2 separate regions of the Homo sapiens genome follow, and region 2 is linked to region 1. A link is an interaction called in ENCODE POLR2A ChIA-PET data of the cell type or tissue named here. Cell type or tissue: MCF 10A. All regions are shown on one strand. Links, peaks and the distances in the headings refer to the core of each region. The heading gives the core; the rest is flanking DNA.

What was found. ChIA-PET counts read pairs that join two places held together with the same protein. Peaks named below come from ENCODE experiments on the same cell type or tissue, not always from the same donor. Only the 100,000 strongest peaks of a DNase experiment are listed, where the experiment ranks them.
Region 2: POLR2A ChIA-PET joins it to region 1 with 10 read pairs; 10 of 35 experiments call an interaction of 5 or more read pairs at or near these places.

Annotation. Positions count from the first base shown.
Region 1 is chr1:43,043,942-43,054,362 of GRCh38, forward strand. No RefSeq gene overlaps it. Among named protein-coding and RNA genes, the nearest start is that of SLC2A1-DT, 90 kb to the left of the region's middle. In MCF 10A, for the core only: no CTCF peak of the experiment used is centred there; a DNase peak (open chromatin) is centred at 4,900.
Region 2 is chr1:42,938,245-42,947,454 of GRCh38, forward strand. It overlaps SLC2A1 (solute carrier family 2 member 1), which reads right to left. Exons shown (of 10, transcript NM_006516.4): 2 at 4,982-5,077. Among named protein-coding and RNA genes, the nearest start is that of SLC2A1, 16 kb to the right of the region's middle. RefSeq lists enhancers at 2,563-3,071, 2,683-2,782, 2,863-3,012, 4,597-5,105, 6,353-6,402 and 4 more. In MCF 10A, for the core only: no CTCF peak of the experiment used is centred there; DNase peaks (open chromatin) are centred at 2,917, 3,647 and 5,167.

The sequences.
Region 1 (10,421 bases), core at 972-8,971:
CTGTATAGGAAAAAAGCACAGTGGGCTGGGCAAGCTGGCTCATGACTGTAATTCCAGCACTTTGGGAGGCTGAGGCTGGCGGATCACCTGAGGTCAGGAGTTCAAAACCAGCCTGGCCAATATGGTGAAACCCCCGTCTCTACTAAAAACACAAAGATTAGCCAGGAGTGGCGGGCGCCTGTAGTCCCAGCTACTCGGGAGGCTGAGGCACAAGAATTGCTTGAATCTGGGCGGTGGAGGTTGCAGTGAGCTGAGATCATGCCACTCCACTCCAGCCTGGGCAACAGAGCGAGACTTCATCTCAAAATAACAAAGCAAACAAACAAAAAACCCATAGTGTATATAGGGTTTGGTACTATCTGTGGTATCTGTGGTTTCGGGCATCCACAGCGGGTCTTAGACTGCATCCCTCCTGAGTAAGGAGGAACTACTGTAACACTACCCTTAAGGATCTCAAGATGCAGGAGCGAGGGTCCGTCTAGTTTCTGCAGGGGCCACACTGAAAAATTAAGCCCAGATGAGGCTGGGCACTGTGGCTCATCTGTAATCCTAGAACTTTGAGAGGTCTAGATGGGGGAATCACTTGAGGCCAGGAGTTTGAGACCAGCCGGGGCAACAAAGCGAGGCCCTGTCTCTGCAGAAAATAAAACAAAAAAAAAGTTTTTAAAGATTAAAAAAATAAACCAGGTGTATCCTACAGTGTGACTATAGACACTCAAAAGCTTTACCTAATAGTAGCCCCAAATACAGCTGCTGTGCTGGTCTGCTGTCTTTGCTGGAACAGATTAATATTGTTTCAGGTTCATAGTATGCAGCTATTGATTTGGCAAATGTGTTCTTTTCTATCATAACCAGGAAAGAAGATAAAGCAGTTCACATGCACACAGAATGAACAATAATCTACTTTATAGTTTTATCCCAGGGCTGTGTTAATTCTCTTGCTCCTTTTCACAATATAGTCCAAGGAGAATCGTCCTGCAGAACACCTGGCCATCCTGCAGAACATCACACTGCTCCATGACACCCATGACGTCATGCTGACCAGGAGGATAAGCCGAGGTGGACAGCACACTGGAGGCCTTGATAAGACAAGTGCTCCAGGGGGTGGGAGGTAAACCTTGCAAACATTCAAAGCCTGTCATATCTGCAAAGATATGAGGGATCTAGGAGTCAGGGTCATGCTGGCATATCCGACCAAAAGCAAAAGACAAACAGCTGCTGTTTGCTTCTGCCACCATAAAGAAGGAAGCCCAATGCCACTTAGGCCTCTTTGGGTTCTGGAGGCACACATTCCACACCTAGAGACACCACTGCAGTCCTTCCATTGGGTGACATGCAAAGCTCCCAGCTCTGAGTGGGACCTGGAGCAGGAAAGGGCTCTGCAGCAGATCCGGACTGCACGGCAAACAGCCCTGACACTTGGGCCATACACTCCGGCAGAACTTGGTGTTGGAAATGTCAGTGTGGAAACAGATGGGGTATGGAGTTTTGGGCAAGCCCCACATGGAAAATTAAAAGGTAGACCCTGGGGTTTTGGGCTAAGGCCGTGCCACTCACAGGAAAGAATTGTACACCTTTTGAAAAACAGCTCCTGTATGCTACTGAGACATGCTAGAGACAGAATTGCTGACCAGATGTCTGGCTGGAATTGCCCATATATGCTAGGTCCTATTGAACCCACCAAGTCTTAAAGCCTAGCAAGTCCAGCTGCAATTCACCATATGATAGAAACAGTATATCTGGGATCAATCCTTGGTGGGACTTCATGAGCAAGCAGCCCAGACCCCCATGCCACCCATCATGGTTGCATCTGTGCCCCTCTCTCAACTCATACCTATGACTCTATGGGGGATCATGTACTACTACTTGAAAGGGAAGGAAAAAACTTGAGCTTGGTTTGTGGCAAGACGGGGACCATCCTCCAGATGCACTACACACACTGAATCAGAAATCTCATCATGGTTTCATGGAATCAGAAAAATACATGGGTCTGAGAACCAAAGGATGGAAGTAGGCATGATCCCATTTACTCTCATTTCCAGTGACCCATTAGGGACCTTGTACTCTCCATTCCTGCAGCTCTGGGCTCTGCAAAGGTAGAGGTCCTGGTCCCAGAAATGGTGAATTCTTGCTAGAGAACACAGCAAGGCCTCTTTGAACTACAAGTTATGGCTACTGCCAAAGCACTTTAGACTCCTTGTGTCCAGAAATTATAAGGTGAAAAGCGGGTCACCATCTTGGCTGGAGTAATTGGCCCTGAGCTTCAGAAGGAGGCAGCTGCTTTTGCAGAATGGGTGGATACACAATAAAAATCCAAAAAATAAAATGGGAGGACTATGTGTGGAACCAAGATGATCCACTTGGGATCTCTTTGTCCTCCCCTGTCCCACTGTGACTGTGAATGGACAAGTACAGCAACCCCAAGGACGCGATTGCCAGGAATGAGGGTTTGGGTTACATCGTTCGACCTGCCAAGGTGGGGATGAGCACTAGGTGAAGCCCCGAGATGGACTGCAGTGGTGGGGGCTGGGGTTTATCCCACTGACCTCCCTCTTCTAAGTCTCTTCCCCTTGGGAAGAGAGGTCCACTGGGAGCCCGAGGAGTACATGCTGTGGTGCCAGTGGACTGCGGGAGCCACGAGATACACTACTCGGACCTCCCTTCAGTGAAGAACTTGCCACTCAGCTGTGAGTGACCCAGGAAGGTGACAGCCTCCAGCTGCAGTGGCTGCAGGCTGAGGTCATCTCTCTGGGATTCTCCTGGCCACCGAGAAGGACCCGGGTACTCTGAAGACCTGGCCATTTCTGCTGAGTGTGGAACTCTTCTAGTGGGCAGTACTTGCTGGGGAGTTCCCCACTGATTTGGTAGGACCTTGTCAGTTTCGCATCATGGTCTGAAGGCTTCTCTTCCCATCTCCTCCCCTTTGTCTTTCACGAGTCACTGCAATCAACCTTTCATACTCCCAGCTCTTGCTTCCCAGAAGACTCATAGACAAAGAGTTTAAATTCTAGCTCTGCTATTTCCCAGTTATGTGAACCTGAGCGAAGGTCTTCAGCTCTCTGAGTCTCTCTTTCCTCACTGGAAACTGGAAAGGATAATGCCTCCCCACAGTTATTGAGAGGGTTAAATGAGATGCTGCCTGCAAAATGGCTGGCACTTGAGGCCACTCCATGGTAGTCTTGAGCAGGATAGCCAGCTCTGCCAGGCCACTGATTGGACTCCCATACCCATTGGGGCTCCCTTTGCCCAGGTGGAGGTCCCTGGAGAAAGATGGAGCTTCTTGTTCTGTGAGTTTCACTCATAGCTCCAGCTCTGGAGTTACAGGGACTTGGGTTTGAATCCTCATTCTGTTACTTTCTGTCTGTAGTGGTTTTGAGTAAGTGACTTCACGTCCTGTGACTCAGTTTCTTTATCTGTAAAATGAGATGGTCTGAAACTGCTAAGGGTTACTGTGATAATTCAATGAAATAATACATGCAAAGTGCTTACTACAGTGCCTGGCACCTAGGAAGCACTCAATAAATGGTAGCTAGAGTTATTCACTTGTTCACTCAATACATTTCCTAAGCAGCTGCTCTGTATCTGGTTCTCTGCTGTGAACATAAGTCACAAAAAGAAAAACAAAGCTCATTCATCATGCTGGGAAGGAGACATAGTGATCTACACTTCACTGAGGAAAAACCAGAGGCTCAGAGAGGTGAAGTGATTTGCCCAAGACCACAGAGCAATTCCCAAGTGGTGGAGCCGGGACTTGAACCCAGATCCAATTGCCTCTAATACCTTGACCTGCACCAAGGCAGCTGTTTGGAATCATCAGCCCTCAGCAAGTGGTAGGGGAGGATTTGGGGATTCCTAAAACCTTGCTTCTCAGGGGCTTCCTGTTTTCCCATGACATGGACAAACAAAACAGACGACCAGCGGACATCCTGACTGCAACATGACCACCTTTGGGAGTCTGGGGTCACACTAAGTAACCCTGGGCTTTCAGTGTCCTGTTTGATGGATCTGGGAAGTGAGAGGGTCATTCACCAGCCCCTTTGGAAGGCCACTTCTTACCACTGGACACCCCTGGAAGTTGAAATGACACAGGCTTTAGGGCAAACTTTTCTGTGGCCCGTGGGCAGCATGCAGCCCAGGATGGCTTTGAATGTGGCCCAACACAAATTCATAAACTTTCTGAAAACATAAGATTTTTTTGTGATTTTTTTTTTTGTTAGCTCATCAGCTATTGTTAGTGTATTTTATGTGTGGCCCAAGACAATTCTTCTTCTTCCAATGTGGCCCAGGGAAGCCAAAACATTGAATACCTCTGCTTTAGGGTCAGACACATCTGGGTTCAAATCTCAGCTTCTTTACTGATTGGTCATGGAACTTCAGTCTCTGCACTTCCTGAAGCGGCCTCATCTTTATCATCTCTCTGATTCCTGTCTCTTTCTCTTCCTCTTCCCATCCGTACCACATGCCCAGCCAGAATGTTGCAGGGGCAGATTCTCAGCCAGGAACTGCCAATGAGCTATTAAGGAAAAGTCTCCATTTCCAAGACCACTCACCATCCTCCTGGCCTCTCATTCCCTCTCCAGGATATCTGTCTCCTTTTATTCAGGCATTTGGGCACCCGAGTTGAAATTGAACAAACTTTCTTGAGTTCCCTACTTTGTACCAGCTCCTCAGCTAGGTACTTTCCCATAATAACCTCTATGATAACCCAGTGAGGGAGGCCTTATTATTATGCCCATTTGATAGATGAGCAAACTGAGGCTCAGCAGAAGTCAGAAAGTGGAGCTGGGATTGGTCCCTAACCCATGGCCCTTCAAGCCAAGTGCTCTGCCTCCATGCAAGCACAGCTGGGTGCAGTCATTGCCCAGAGCTGTGTGGATGGCATCAGAGAAGCCTGACTCATAACTAGGTAGTTGGGAAGCCGGGGCCACAGTGACTGCAGCCTGCCCTGGCCTGCAGTGTCTGTGTGCTGAATTAGGCAGCTTGAATTGCTCGTGGAGTCAGGGTTGTCTTGGGCAAGCCCTAAAGGCTCCCTGGAGAGTTTGGGATTACCAGAGCCCTTTGGATAATAGCAAAAGTCATGATAATGACATTAACTGTGATTTGTTGAATCCTTACTACATGCCAGGTCTCATTTAATCCTCCCGGCAACCCTGAGAGGAGGAATGGTTGCCAGAATTCCCCATCCAGGTTTGTGTGACTCCAAGGCTCACCTGGCTTCCCTTGATGCAGGTGGGATATGCATCTCCCCCAGTAATGCCTGATAGCTCCACATTGGCTTTCTTCCCAAGAGACCCGGCCTTGGCCCGGTCCTCTGGCCCTGCCCTTGCCCTGGCTCCTCAGAACCCTGCCCCTAAGCCCTCAGTTTTGAGTTGGAGTGTGAAAAGGATAAACACTTCCTGGGTGTGGCTGAGTCCCTCCTCCCTGAAACATTGAGACCTAAAAAAGATGGAAGAGACTTTCTGAACCCTATTTAGACCAAGAGAGGAAAAAAAATAAGGGGCAGGCTTAATGTTTACAGACAATATAACATAACCCAAATGACCGTGTCTTCTCTATCAAGGAGAAAACTCTTCAAACTAGACAAGTGGAACAAGTCTGGCTCACGGGAAGCTGTGGGCCTGCCTGGGCTGGGACCTGGCTGCTCCCAGCTGCTTTTGCTCCATTCAAGGCTGCATCAGGCAGAGATGGGGCCATTCCAGAGGCTCTTCTGGGGAGAAGGGAGGTGCCAGGAGACAAAGCCAGAAACATACTATCTCAATTTAAGCATGGGAAAAATATGGTGCAGCTAGCTTATGACAATCCTAGGCAAAATTCCAGAAGTTCCTTTCCTAAGCAGGGATTATTGGGAGCCAGGATGGGTTCACTTAGGTCAAGGCATGACTAACTCCCCAGATTACTCTTGGAGGAAGGGTAATCAGAGCATGTGTGGGAAAAGGACCACAGACTCAGAATGTAAAAATAGGACTGTGCTGTTATTGCAACTGCTCTGAGGAAGAACGAAGAGAGCTCATCAGCCAGGGTCTGAGATCCACTTCACCCCAGCCCATCACATATCAATGCCATAGGCTTCCCTTTTGAGCAGGTTGACTCAAGGATACTGCCACAATTTGCCTCTTGGGTGGCAATGGAGGAGGGGCTTGGGACATTCAAATGAGGAAGATGAAGAATTCAGAGGCAATGGATACTGATAACATCCATTTCAGAGGGGGTGGTAGTATTTGTCCAATAAAGCATTTAGGATCTTGAAAGAGGTTGCAGTTTGCCTGGGGGAAGAGAATATTGAGAGTCTCTTAGAATGCACGACATGAAGGTCTGCAGGTTAAGGACCTGGTGCCACCAGCATCACAGTCGATTTTGCTGTGGATGAGGCTTTTGAAATGTTTCTCACACATATCTTTGAGGGTAAATGGAGAAATATGGACCAAATCTTAGGGTAGCTCAGCCTTTGCATGGCTGTTTGCACCCCTCTGCCCAGAAGAGAAGGAATGGATTGATTCTGTTGGGTGCGGCTCTGCCTGCGTTATGACCTGGAGCATCAAGCAGTGTGGTCCTTTCACTAACCCATATTGGTCTGCTCTTGGGGCGCCCTGTGAGGAAGGCTGGGTGCACAGCACAGGAATGTCTGTCTACTGTGTGAGAGGAACACTTTGCTGACGTCCCTCCCCGAGTCCTGGGATTGGTCCTGCACTACTGTCCACCTGCCTGCACGGCACGGCCATTTCTACTGGATGCCATGGAATAGAGAGGTTAAAGGTTCAGGTTCTGGAGTCAGGCTGCTCCCTGTTCCAGGCTCAGCTCTACCATTTTTTAGTTGGGTGACCTTGGGACAAGTTACTTAATTTATCTGTGCTTTATATTCTTTATCAGAAAAGGAGGATAATAATGATGGCTAGTTCATAGGGTGAGAACACTGGCTTTCCTTTTTTTGACCTGTGACCCACAGTAAGAAATATATTTTATGTCAGCTCCCAGTACACACATTCCTACATATATGTACATACATGTGTATGTATAACTGAAAAACATTTTTCCAAACAACCCCTAACCTTAACGCAGGTTGACGAACCATGGTCTATTCTATTCTTTTCTTTCATTAAGCAAAATGCTAGTTGAGAGCCATTAAATTGATTTTACTATATACATGGGTCATTGGCCACAGTTTAAAATCTCCAGGTTAGGCCGGGCACGGTGGCTCATGTCTATAATCCCAGCACTTTGGGAAGCCGAGGTGGGAGGATCGCCTGAGGTCAGGAGTTCGAGACCAGCCTGGCCAACATGGTGAAACCCCGTCTCTACTAAAAACACAAAAATTAGCCGGGTATGGTGGTGCATGCCTGTAATCCCAGCTACTCGGGAGGCTGAGGCAGGAGAATCATTTGAACCCAGGAGGTGGAGGCTGCAGTGAGCCGAGATCGTGCCACTGCACTCCAGCCTGGGCGACAGAGCAAGACTCTGTCTGAAAAACAAAAAAGAAAAAAAAGAAAATCACCAGGTTATGGTATAGCTGGAGTAGTGTAGTTTCAAATGCTACAATTTTCTTCCACGTATCACATGTGAAGAGAACCATTTTCAAGCTAGAAAGTGTCCAGAAGAGAATGACCAGAGTATCCCATTCCATTGTTCTTTTTCTTCCTTCCTCTTTCCTCACTCATCCACTCATTCAATGATTATCTCTTCACTCACTTAGTCACATATATCATTGATATAAATTCCTGTTTCACCTAGAAAAGAGACTCCTGGGAAATATATGCTCTGTAAACCATGGGAAAGAGGGGATAAATCTGTTCCTTGCAGGCCTCTGGGCAGAAATGGGACTTTCCGATGGAAGTGACAGGAAGACGCGTGGGGGTCATGGTAGAGGAAGTGTTTTCCAGCCCTGGGTGCCAATGGATGACGGGTTCGGCTGCCCTGTGGGACTTCTCTCTTGGAAGTATGTGATCGGAGGTGGAGAAAGGGGGGTTTCAGTATTGGGTGGAGGGTCGGCTGAGGTTGTTCCTTCACCCTGTGCTCCACCAAGCTCAGGGATCTGCTGCAGCCACCACCAGGGCCACTATGGAGGTGGAGAGGAGACTATGTAGTTGGGTTCTGTGTCCTCACCTTACAACGAAAGCAACTCCATTTCTGTTTTATACAATGGGATTCTCCCTGCAGTTTCTTTTGGAGTGGAGAAAGGCCTGAAAACATTCCACGGCTGCTAAAAAAATTTTTTAATCCCCACACTAGGAGCTAATTAAATCCCTGTGAGTCTCAGAAGCAATCATTTCTAGGATTCTGAGACTCAAATTTTTTTCCTATAAAAACAAGTCCATTAAAATTATAGCATAAGCCTTTGTTTTGCACGCTTAAATCCAGATATAATTGAGAGCAAGAGTTAAAATAATTATAAGTGTGGCAGGAAAATGGATTGAGATGTTATTTTGTGTTGGTGGTTTTTGTCCTTCATTCCAAGTGTTGGGCGGTACCTTTGTGCTCCCTTGCCTTGGGGGTGGTATTGCTGAAGCCAGGCTGAAATGAGAAGTCCCTGGTAGACAACTGGTCTTGCAGGCTTTTGTTGTTTGAAAGCCTGAGTTTTTTGAGGGGATTGGGCTGGGAGAAAGAAAAGGAGGAATGAGATGGAATTGGGTGAGTAGGTCCTGGGAAGAACCAGCAGGATCCCAGAGGCAAGTGGTTGGTTATGTGCTCCCCATTAAGGAGCCTGGATTCCAGGCACCCAGGTACCTTTGATCCTCCAAAGCTGCAGAGATGTCAACCTACTGGGGTATTTGGGGTTTAGAGGGGACCATTATGGTTTGAGGTCTACAGTATTTCTCTAACATTAATGTATTCAGGAATACCTGAGAATCTTGATAAAATGCAGTCTAATTCAGTAGGCCTGGGATGGGGTCCTAAAATTATGCATTTCTAATAAGCTCTGAGGGACTCTGATGTTGCTGCTCCCAAGACCACACTTTGAGTAGCAAGAAGCTAAAAGGGCTGGTTCCGTGTTTTCTGGGCACGACAGAAGCCTTCCAGACTCTTGCATTCTCAAAGCAGGGAGGCCCCTTCCAATAATAACAGAACTGGAATTTCCCATCAGCACAGCATAAAGGGGTGCACTATCAGTTTTAATTTTATTTGAAAGAACTTGCAGACTTGAGTTTGTGATTACAAACACATAGCTGGGGTCCAGGTTGCTCAGGTTAAGTTGTATCTTTATGGGAATTTGAGGGTTATTCACCCTGCCATTCCTTCTGTCTTGCCCCAGGGTTGGATTTAGCAAGCAGCATACATCTGCTCTCCCTTTCCTGGGTTATAAATTCTCTGGGCTTTGTGTACATTGTTTGGGGTTTTCTGAGAAGCTGGGAGTTAGAGGCCTCTTCTCCTGTCCCCCCTTCTCACTCCTGGGCAGTTTAAGTCCCTTGAGGAGCTGCTTATCTTAGTTTCTTTGCCTGGAATTTTATCTGTTCCTTATCTTATCTTTGTCTGAAAGCACAAAATCCACCTTTATGTACCCCATCCCCACCCTCACCTCAACCTAGGATAAGAGAAAAACCAAGGAGTAATGAAAAAACCCAGAGAGCACCCCTGTTTGATGACCTCTCTTTTCAGGAAGGGAAGCAGTGTTAGTGTCAATTCTGCTCGATTACCTCTTCATCTCTACTTCCTTTGCTTGCTTAATGCGCTACCTGGGAGTATAAATTATTTTGTACAGATCCGACAAAGTATAATCCCAGCACTTTGGGAGGCCGAGGTGGGTGGATCATCTGAGGCCAGTAGTTTGAGACTAGCCTGGCCAATGTGGTGAAACCCTGTCTCTACCAAAAATACAAAAAATTAGTCTGGTGTGGTGGTGGGCACCTGTAGTCCCAGCTACTCAGGAAGCTGAGGCAGGAGAATCGCTTGGATCTGGGAGGCAGAGGTTGTGGTGAGTTGAGGATACGCCACTGAATTCTAGTCTGGGCAACAGAGTGAAACTCCGTCTCAAAAAAAAAAAATACGTAAAGGGTTACCATTCCCAGGCTAGCCCTCTGTAGCTACAGCCAACCTCAGGAAACAATTCATTTTCTTTTTTTTGAGACAGTCTTGTTCTGTCACCCAGGCTGGAGTGCAGTGGCATGATCTCAGCTCACCGCAGCCTCCGCCTCCCGGGTTCAAGAAATTCTCCTGCCTCAGCCTCCCGAGTAGCTGGGACTACAGGCACCTGCCACCACACCAGGCTAATTTTTGTATTTTTAGTAGAGATGGGGTTTCACCATATTGGCCAGGCTGGTCTTGATCTCCTGGCCTTGTGATCCACCCACCTCAGCCTCCCAAAGTGCGGGGATTACAGGTGTGAGCCACCACGCCTGACCAGGAAACAATTCTTAAAAGAGGCTTCACCTTCTTTCCACAGAATCCCTAAAAACCCATTTGTAAATGAAGCAATCTGTAAACACCCGTTG
Region 2 (9,210 bases), core at 1,211-9,210, 110 kb before region 1:
CTCCAGGAGGGGATGCATGGCAGGAATGTCCTGTCACACTCACAGCAGGGCAGGGGCAGTGTGCAGAGCTGGGGAGGCACAAGGCCTGGAGCCCACCTCTAGCTCAGCCTCTCACTCTCCAGATACCTCATCTGGCTTCAGTTCCCTCATTTAGAAGAGGGGAAGATGTCAGCCCCGCCTGCCTTGTAGAGTTGCTGTGAGGTGGTAATTTATGGGGTGGTGCTTTGTAAACATATAAGGTAGTATGATTAATTAACCACTTCCAGGAGGAAGCCCTTTGGGGCCTGTTTTATGGAAGAGAACAAGCTTCTGGCATCCTCACCACTTGTGGGGCAAAGTCTCTTCTCAAGAGTAGGCAAACTGTGGCCAACCCAATGCTGTTTCCTAAGAGAGGTTCTTCTAAACAGACAAGGGAAGTCAGTGTGCCCACTGCAGGCAGTTAGCAATTCCGCATCAGCAGAACATTTCACACCCCTGCACCTCTGCAGAAGCCCCTCTCACTGCCCAGACACCTGCCCCTCCTGCCCTATGAGGTCAACTAACCCTTCAAGGTCGAGCATGGCTGCCAAGTCCTTCGTGAAGCCCTTTTTTTAATCTCCCCTGTCACCCCAGCCCCAGCATTAGTTGCCCCGTTTGCTCTCACAGCACCTTGAAGCCCTCTGTTAGTGACACTCTGGCTTTCTCCAAGGGGTCTCTCCCACTGCTGTGGAGACAGGGCCTGGCTCAGACTGTGTCTCAGGCAGCTCCCTGAGGGCCAGCATGTGCCTGCTGTGTTCACAGCTATACTTCTCTCTCCTTACTGTCTAGGACCGCATCTGGCACAGCGTGGATGCTCAGGAAGTCCTGGCTGAATGAAAGGGTTGGCCAGATGGAATCTCTGTGTCGCCCTAGGGCAGGCCTTCAGCCTACGCGGGCACAGGAGTCTCTCTGCCCTGTTACTACACATGGGCTCTGAGCCTCACTTTCATTTCTTCTTCTTGGGTCCTTCTGTCCTCTCTTCACATGTTACATGTATCACTTCTAATCTGGCTCCTGGTTGGAAAAACTACAGCCAGCCTTGTGAGAAGTGTTTGTAAAGTACAAAAGTCAACAGACCAAGTGTCTGGGTGCTTGCCCAAGAAACACCGCTAGATTTCAGCGTTCTCAGTTCTGGCCACTCACATCTCCAGCTTCGGTCTGCTGGGGCTGGTTCCTGAAGTGACCTTTGGACAGGTGACCATACATGGTCCTATGAATGCAGTTTACAGGCTCATCTGGGCCCTCTGTGCTGCTGACCAGCCCCGTGATGCCCTGGTCAGAGGTTCTGCCCATATTCCATGACAGTTATAACCTCTTGCCTATTTCTGATTAGATGGGAGGCCCCGGGGATCACAGAAGTTCATCTCAGATTTGTCTACATCTTCAGAAGTCTCTCAGTCCCTGGCTGGGCATGGTGGCTCATACCTGTAATCCCAGCACTTTGGGAGGCCAAGGCAGGTGGATCGCCTGAGGTCAGGAGTTTGAGACCAGCCTCACCAACCTGGTGAAACCCCATCTCTACTAAAAACACAAAAATTAGCTGGGCGTGGTGGTACACACCTGTACCAGTAGCCCAGCTACTTGGAAAGCTGAGGCACGAGAACCACTTGAACCCAGGAAGCGGAGGTTGCAGTGAGCCAAGATCATGCCACTGTACTCTGGCCTGGGCAGCAGAGCAAGACTCCGTCTCAAAAAAAAAAAAAAAAAAAAAGGTATCTCAGTCCCTCCTGGCCAAAGGCAGCCCCTCCCTTCTGCTCCGACACCACCCTCCCTCCTGGAAGACCTCCGCCCTCACTTCCTTATCTTCACCCTCTCCTGCTGATTCCTTCCAACATGTTTAAAAATAACCTTCATTAAAATAAATAAATAAATTCCTAGCCATACCATCATTCCAAACCTCCTCTTTTCTCCCTCTCCCACCAACTCTTTTGGAAGAGCCGTCTCCACCCTTTCTCATCTGCCTCTCACTCTTCACCCAATCGTAGTGAGGCTTCTATCCACGCTGTGCCACCCAGTCAGCCCGAGTGGCCACAAGGCCACCATCGCCTCTTCTGCATTCAGCAATGTGGAGAGGCTTGCCCAGTTCAACCCCTGGGGTACCCGATGGCCTTCCTCCACTCACTATCCACCAGTGTCTATTACTATGACAGGCACCGTTCTAGGCACTAAGGACACGGCCGTGGACAAACCAGACAAATACCCTGGCCCTTCGATGGCTTACATTATCCCTCTGTCTTGGGAGGGTATCCTCTCCTGGTTTTAGAGATACCAGCTCTTGTTCTTCTACTTAGGGTCTTTTTCTAGCAATGGGTTGTTCTCTGGGGCCTTGATCTTTTACTTTTAATTTTTATTTATTTAATTATAAAATTGAGATGAGGTCTTGATGTGTTGCTCAGGCTGGTCTTGAACTCCTGGGCTCAAGTGATCCACCCACCTCAGCCTCCCAAAGTGCTGGGATTACAGCGTGAGCCACATGCCCGGCCTTAATCTTCATTTCTCTTTTTATTCCACAGTCTCCCTAGAAGATCTTTCTCCACTGTGTGGATACCAGTGACTAATTCTCAACTTTTCTCCAGCCTGGGTCTAAGAAACAGACCCATACATACAGGTGCCTCCTGCACATCTCCAGCTGTGTCACCCCACGCCTCCATTCCTGCACATCCCACGGCCACCTCTCAGCTCCTGGCACACCTGCTCCTTCTTCAAACCACACATCACCCATGCCAGAAACCTAGAAACCATTTTTAAACCCTTCTCTGTTGCCCTCGCACGGAATTGATGACCAAATCCTGTCCATTCTTCCTCTGAGGGTTTGCTTTTATGTCACTAGTCCAACGGCAACTTTCTTGATGGTTTCCCGTCTCTAGTCTCACATTCTTAAGTCCGCCCCTCCATACCAGACGCCTGAGTCATTTCCCTACAATGCAAGTCTGATCACGTCTGCCCTGGGCAGTGGGTCCCTATTGTCCTCATCCTGAAGTCCATGCTCCCTAGCTGGGCCCCCGTGCTGGTGCCCATCCGCCCCTTCTGACTGTGCCGTGCCATACTCACAAGGCCCTTTGTGGTCTGGCTCTTGCCTACCTTACCTTGTTGACCTCCCCAACCTTTCCCCTCCTCCTGTTCACTCTAGTGACACACTAAACTACTCACGCTTTACTGAATGCCAGGCTTTCTGTCTTCTGGGCATTTTGCTTTGAAGGCCCCCTGCTCACCCCAACCCTGTTCTGTTTCTGGAAAACACCTCCTCTGTCCTGGCCTTAGAGTCCTAGTTCTGTCATTAACTCACTATGAGATCACAGTCAAGACATCATTAAATCCAGTAGCTGTCAACCTTGGCTGCACATTCGAATTGGTTGGGAAGCTTTTAATTGAATGCCCAAACAGCATCCCAGACCAATTAAATCAGAATCTGGGGGCGTTCTGGAAACCCCAATGTGCAACCAAGTGGAGAGCTCAACCTCCCTCTGTTTCCTCCCAGCCTGTCTTACAGACTTTCCATCTGTAAGGATTCCCAAAGGGAGCCAGTTCTGAAGCACACACTTTGGCAAGAGCTGTCAAGAGCACTTAGCAAATGCAGGGCTTGGGGCTGGTCCAAGCATGGGCCCACGGTCTCCATGCCCAGCAAACTTGGAAAAGTCCTGTCACCTCCCCTGCAGCTGAGCATGACTCAGCAGGCCAAGCCTTCCTGGTGACTTGCTCCTCAGCATCGGGCGTGGCCCCATAGCCACTGTCTGCCTATTTGGAAGAAGCCCAGCTAACTCTAGACACTACCTGGTTCCCCCAAACAGGACCCTGATCTTTGGGAGTCACTGCACTCACTTTCTAGCCCCATCCGTCTGGACAAGAAATGTGGTCCTGACGTGAGGACTGCCCACTCTCATTTGGTCCTCTCTGGGAAGGTACAGATTTTTAAACGGGCAAGGCAGCTGGTTAGGAAGACAACCTGAGGCCATGGAAACAACAGAGCTTGGCTTCTGACTCCAGCATTCAATAGCTTTGTGACCTTGGGCCTGTCGGCCATTTCATCTGCCTGGGCCTCAGTTTCCGGGTCTACAAAATGGAAATCACCACCCAATCTCATAAACACAAGCAAAATGCCTGGTACAGAGGAAGGGCTCAGTTTCCTTTCCTGTCCCTGCCTCCTACCCCCTACCCCCTTTTCCTCTTCTCTCCTCCTTAATGCAAGTAGGCTGGGCTGGAGGAGATGGTCTAGGTCCCTTCCCATCCTGACATTCAAGTAAACAAGTGAGGACAGATCTAGGATGCACGGCAGGGAGGAGGAAGCCAGCACAGACCTTCACCCCCTGTGGCTCCCTAGGGCAAGACGCCATTTCTGCTTTGACTGCCACAGGGCCTTCAGGGAGAGGACGCGGTTTCAACCTACAAATAAAGGAAGTGTGCTGCCTGTGGATGGGTATGAGTGCAGGCTCAAGGACCACCTGGCAGGCAGGTGTTGGATACCAGCTCTGTCTCTGACTTAGCTGGGTGATATTGGGCGGGTTTCCTCTCTCTGGCCGTTTCCCACACCTGCAGGCTGGGAGTGGTGCCTGCTGCCTCCTGACAGTGCTGCAGTGAGCATCAAGTGAGACAAGCCCATGAAAACCCTCTGCAGCCCCAGAATGCCACGGAAATGCAGCATTATTGTATTGAGCTTTGCTTTGAGTTTATTATATCATCAAACATATTATTAAATGACTGAGTTGGGTGGGGGGTTGGTCAAGAGGGCCTATACAAGACCCCAGGATTCTGTGGGACCTGAGATTCTAGAATTCTGCCACCCTGATTCCAAAGCAAGAGAAGAGTCTCTGACATGATCAGGGCCAGAAAACTGGCTGGAGAGGCAGACAGTACAGTGCGTTCATATAAATGACTCTAATTCAGGTGGTGGCGTGAGACTGTGGGCATGTGTGATGTGCAACAGAGCAGGCTGGTGTCCATAAGCCAACGATGGCACAGTACTCACCTTCTGGGGGGCATTGATGACTCCAGTGTTGTAGCCAAACTGCAGGGAGCCAAGCACTGCTCCTCCCACGGCCAGCATGAGGCGACCCGTCAGCTTCTGCGGAGAAACAAACCACACTGTTATAGGCGTGTCTGGGAGCAGGTTACTACAGGGCAGGGCCTGGACTGGCAAGTTTCTGTGTTCAGATATCTTGCCTGACTCTTGGCACCACACCAGTCTTTCTCCCAGGAAACTTGGCCAATTCCTGACCTTAGGTGCCCAAACCAGCCTAGCTGACTTCAAGATACTGGGCTGGCCGGGCCATTTCCTGGGGAGAGAGGGGAAGTATGATCTTCTCTCTCTGTAGCCAGGTCTCAGAGAGGGAGAGGCTTTGGATTCTTGGGGGTCTCATTTCCCTGGTGGAGCCATGCCTAGGGTCTGGTGGTTCTAGACTCTCTGACTGGGAGGCCCAGGAACCAGCCCTCCTATGCGAGGGGGCCCAAATTACTTGGTAGGAATAGCACAGATATAGATAGGAGAAGCACCCTGGATTTGGAGCTGAAGCCGCTGGCTTCTGATTCCAGCCCATCTGCCTGTTTGCTCTGTGAATTCCAGCAGGCTAAGTCCCCCATGTACCACCTCTCCCCTATCCTCCATTTGCTTGTCAGCAAAATGGCAACAGCTTCGTTTGTCACATTGGAGATGTGATCCCACCTTGCCCTACCCTTCCTGCTGTTCACAGGGCAGGAAACTGAGCCCTGAGAGGGTGAGGCAAGTTCCAGATCACTCAGGAGCCTGCAGCAGAGCTCAGGGCTCCGGACTCCTTACCCAGTGCTCCTCACGGCAATAATCCCCAAACCATAAGCCTCCCAAGGTTATATGGACATAGACGACATGCTAGGCGGGAATGCACTTTGGAAAAGTGCACAAGGTGAGTAAGAGTGTGGGGCTAAGGTGTTTCCAATGGGCAAAGGGATGGGAGAGAAAAAGAGCAGTTTGCTTCTGTCCATTGGAAGCCGAGGACCTAAGGCAGCAGGAAGGGCAGAGGCCAGCAGGTGAAGAGCCCTGCTTAGCCACAGGTGACTGAGAGGCCAGCAGGGTGTCAGCCCTGCTGAAGAAAAGTGCTCTTTTCAGCTATAAAAATGAGGAAGTCAGGAAATGTGACATTAGGCAGGCCTTTAACTGATTGTGGGAGAACAGGGCTGCGGGAGGCATGCCAAAGAAACGACTGGCATTCACTACGCACACTATACCAAGCTGGGCCCTGGAAGTGGGTGGAGCTGGCCATGGCCTGGCTGTGGGTCTCTGGGCCTTGGTTTCCACAGAACCCAGAAGCAGCCTTTACTTCAAGATCATCACAGATAGCCCTGGGCATAGCTGTTACCAGGCATATTCCCAGTATGGTCTTTTCATTCTCTGAAAGCGTCAGTCAGGGCAACGACTGCAAAAGCCAAGGCTCTCACATCAGAGGCTGCGAAAGAGGAAGAAGGCTTCGGCCCAGGAGGAGTGTGCAGCTCAGAGCCCCCTCTGTGTGTGCGCTGCATCCTTCCTTCCCATTAGTCTGTCTACCTGACCCCTTAGCCTGCCTCTGGACATTTATTCCACATGCTGGGGCTTCCCTCATACCACAGGGACTCCATTCCCTCTAAATCCTCTGCATTGCCCAACTAGAAAGACAGCCCCCACCCCCCGTATGTCCTGGCACTGCCCCCAGAATCTCCCTTCTCTCAATTCTCTGGGGAGCCTTCAGGCCCAGAGCTGTTGTTCCGAGTGGGTAGTGAGCAGCTGACAAATTTCTGGGGGACCCCAGCGACACACCAGGTCAAGCCTAATTCATAGGGTGGACACTAATTCAGAGGCTGTGGCAAGGCACTAAGCATCACCAGGAGGGCTCACTAAACAGCGACTGCTAGGCCCGCCACGTGCTGGGCTTTCTGCCTGCGGTATTACCTGCATTTGCTCATGGGATGCAAAGTATATACTGTATTTTTCTGGAACACATTAGAATAGATTAAAAAACAAGCAATGCAGTGACATCAATCTATCATTTAAGAAAACGTGGCATAGTGATATAATGGAATACATAACCTGGGAGTTCGAGGCCGCAGTGAGCTGTGATCACCCCATGGCACTCCAGCCTGGGTGACAGAGTGAGACTCTGTCCCAAAAAACAAAAGCGAAACCAAAAACAGAGCAGTGTGTATATTGTATGCTACCTTTTGGGTTAAAAAAAAAAATTGGCTGGGGGTAGGGGGAGAATATACACATCTATTTAAAAGAATGCACAAGAGGCTAGGCACGGTGGCTCACATCTATAATCTCAGCTTGAGGCCAGGAGTTCGAGACCAGCCTGGCCAACATGGCAAAACCCTGTCTCTACTAAAAATACAAAAATTAGCTGGGCATGGTGGTGCGTGCCTGTAGTCCCAACTACTTGGGAGGCTGAGGGACAAGAATCACTTTATCTGGGAGATGAAGTGAGCCGAGATGGCGCCACTGCACTCCAGCCTGGGCGACAGAGCAGACTCTGTCTCAAAAAAAAAAAAAAACAAAAAACAAAAAACAAGAATGTACAAGAAAGGTAACATTCTAACCCCGGGGGGGCCTGGGTGACTGGGGACAGGGTGAAAGGGAGATTTCATTTTATAGCCTTTGGCACTTTTTTGAATTCTGAATGGTGTGAATGGAATCACCTATTCAAAATAATTTTTACAAGCCCTGTGATTTCATATTACTTAGAACAAAGCAATTTAAATAAAAACATTAAGTGGAAAATAATACAAATGATCCATGGATCTGGCAAAAATTATGTTGGTAGAGCATGAGTGAATGACACTGGCTATGTGAGGTAAGTGCTATTATCACAGGCCCTGTTTTACTGAGGTCTGCATCTGATGTTCCAGGGGTCTGGAGCCTCTGAAGTCATCCCTGGGGCCCCACTGAGCAGCTGCTCGACTGTAGCCTCTGTCAATGGGGGCTGCTGGAGGCCAAGGACATACCCCTCCGCTGGACCTTGTCATCAGCAGGTCGAGGTCAAACTCGACTTTAGAAAACCTGCCTACCCACTCCCTGGGTCATATCCACATCCACCCAGGCAGCTGCTGCACTAGGACTGACTAAAATACCAGTGACCCATGCTCTAGGTCTCATGCTAAGTAGAGCTGGGGCCCCGGATGAAACTGGACCCAGTCCTGACACCAAGGAAGGAGTTTCCAGTACAGTGGGGTGGGGGCAGTGGGGAGGCAGATGAAGATGAGAGGCTAGTGTGGTCTGGGCTTCAACAGGGGGCTGGTATGAGGCACTGTGAGAACCCTGGAGGGAAAGATTTCCAGTTTTGCCTGGGTACAAAAAAAGATGAGTTCCCAGGAGGTGACATTGGAGCTGGGCTGTGAAGGACACACAGAGAGTCTGCCAAGTGGGAAAGCAGTGGCAAGGCTACATTCCAGGTGGACAGAACAGTATGTGCAAGGAGAAGAAATGGGGACCAGTCAGATTAAGAAACAGCGTGCTCAGTGTGGCTCAGTGCTAGGTGTAGGGGGAGGGACATGGCCCCTGCTCCTCAGTAGGCACAAGACACTGCGACCAATCTCAGATTCATGCTGCCACTCTGCTGCGCCCACTATAGCCGGCTTGATCATTGCTGGGCTTGGAAGCAGACCCACGTTTAAATGCAGCAAGCTGCCTCCTTTCACCTTGGAGTTGGATACAAGGCAGCCCTGCTCTGGGCCTTGGTTTCCTCACCTAGAAAACGGGGATGAAAGTTCCTTCCTTAAAGGGTTGCTGTTACGTTTTCTATCAGTATCCATCATGAAGCCTGGCAGAATTCCCTCCACAAGTGTTTGCTGGATCGGTGAAGAATAGCAAGCTACCCTCGATCGGGCAGCCTCAGCACCATCTGCCCCCACCAGCCAGTGGCTAGAACTGGAACATGGCAATGAAGTCCATTCACTCAACGTGTATTTATTTATTCTGGTGTCAAGCTGATGAACAGTTGGTGATGACTTAGAGAAGGGTACTAGCCCCATAGAGCTTGTGATTTTCTTGTGGGAGCCTTTTTTACTGGTGGGGAGCAATGTACAGCCCAGAGTCTGGGATCCCCAGCAGCCCATCAGCACTCCCTGGGGATGAGACTACTTTCTAGAACATTCCATTCTCTTCCAGGCCTTTGCTCTTGCTATGTCCTCTGCAGTCTCTAGCTTATTACCCATCTGCCACTCAGTTTGGGAACTCCTTAAGAATAGAACCAGGGG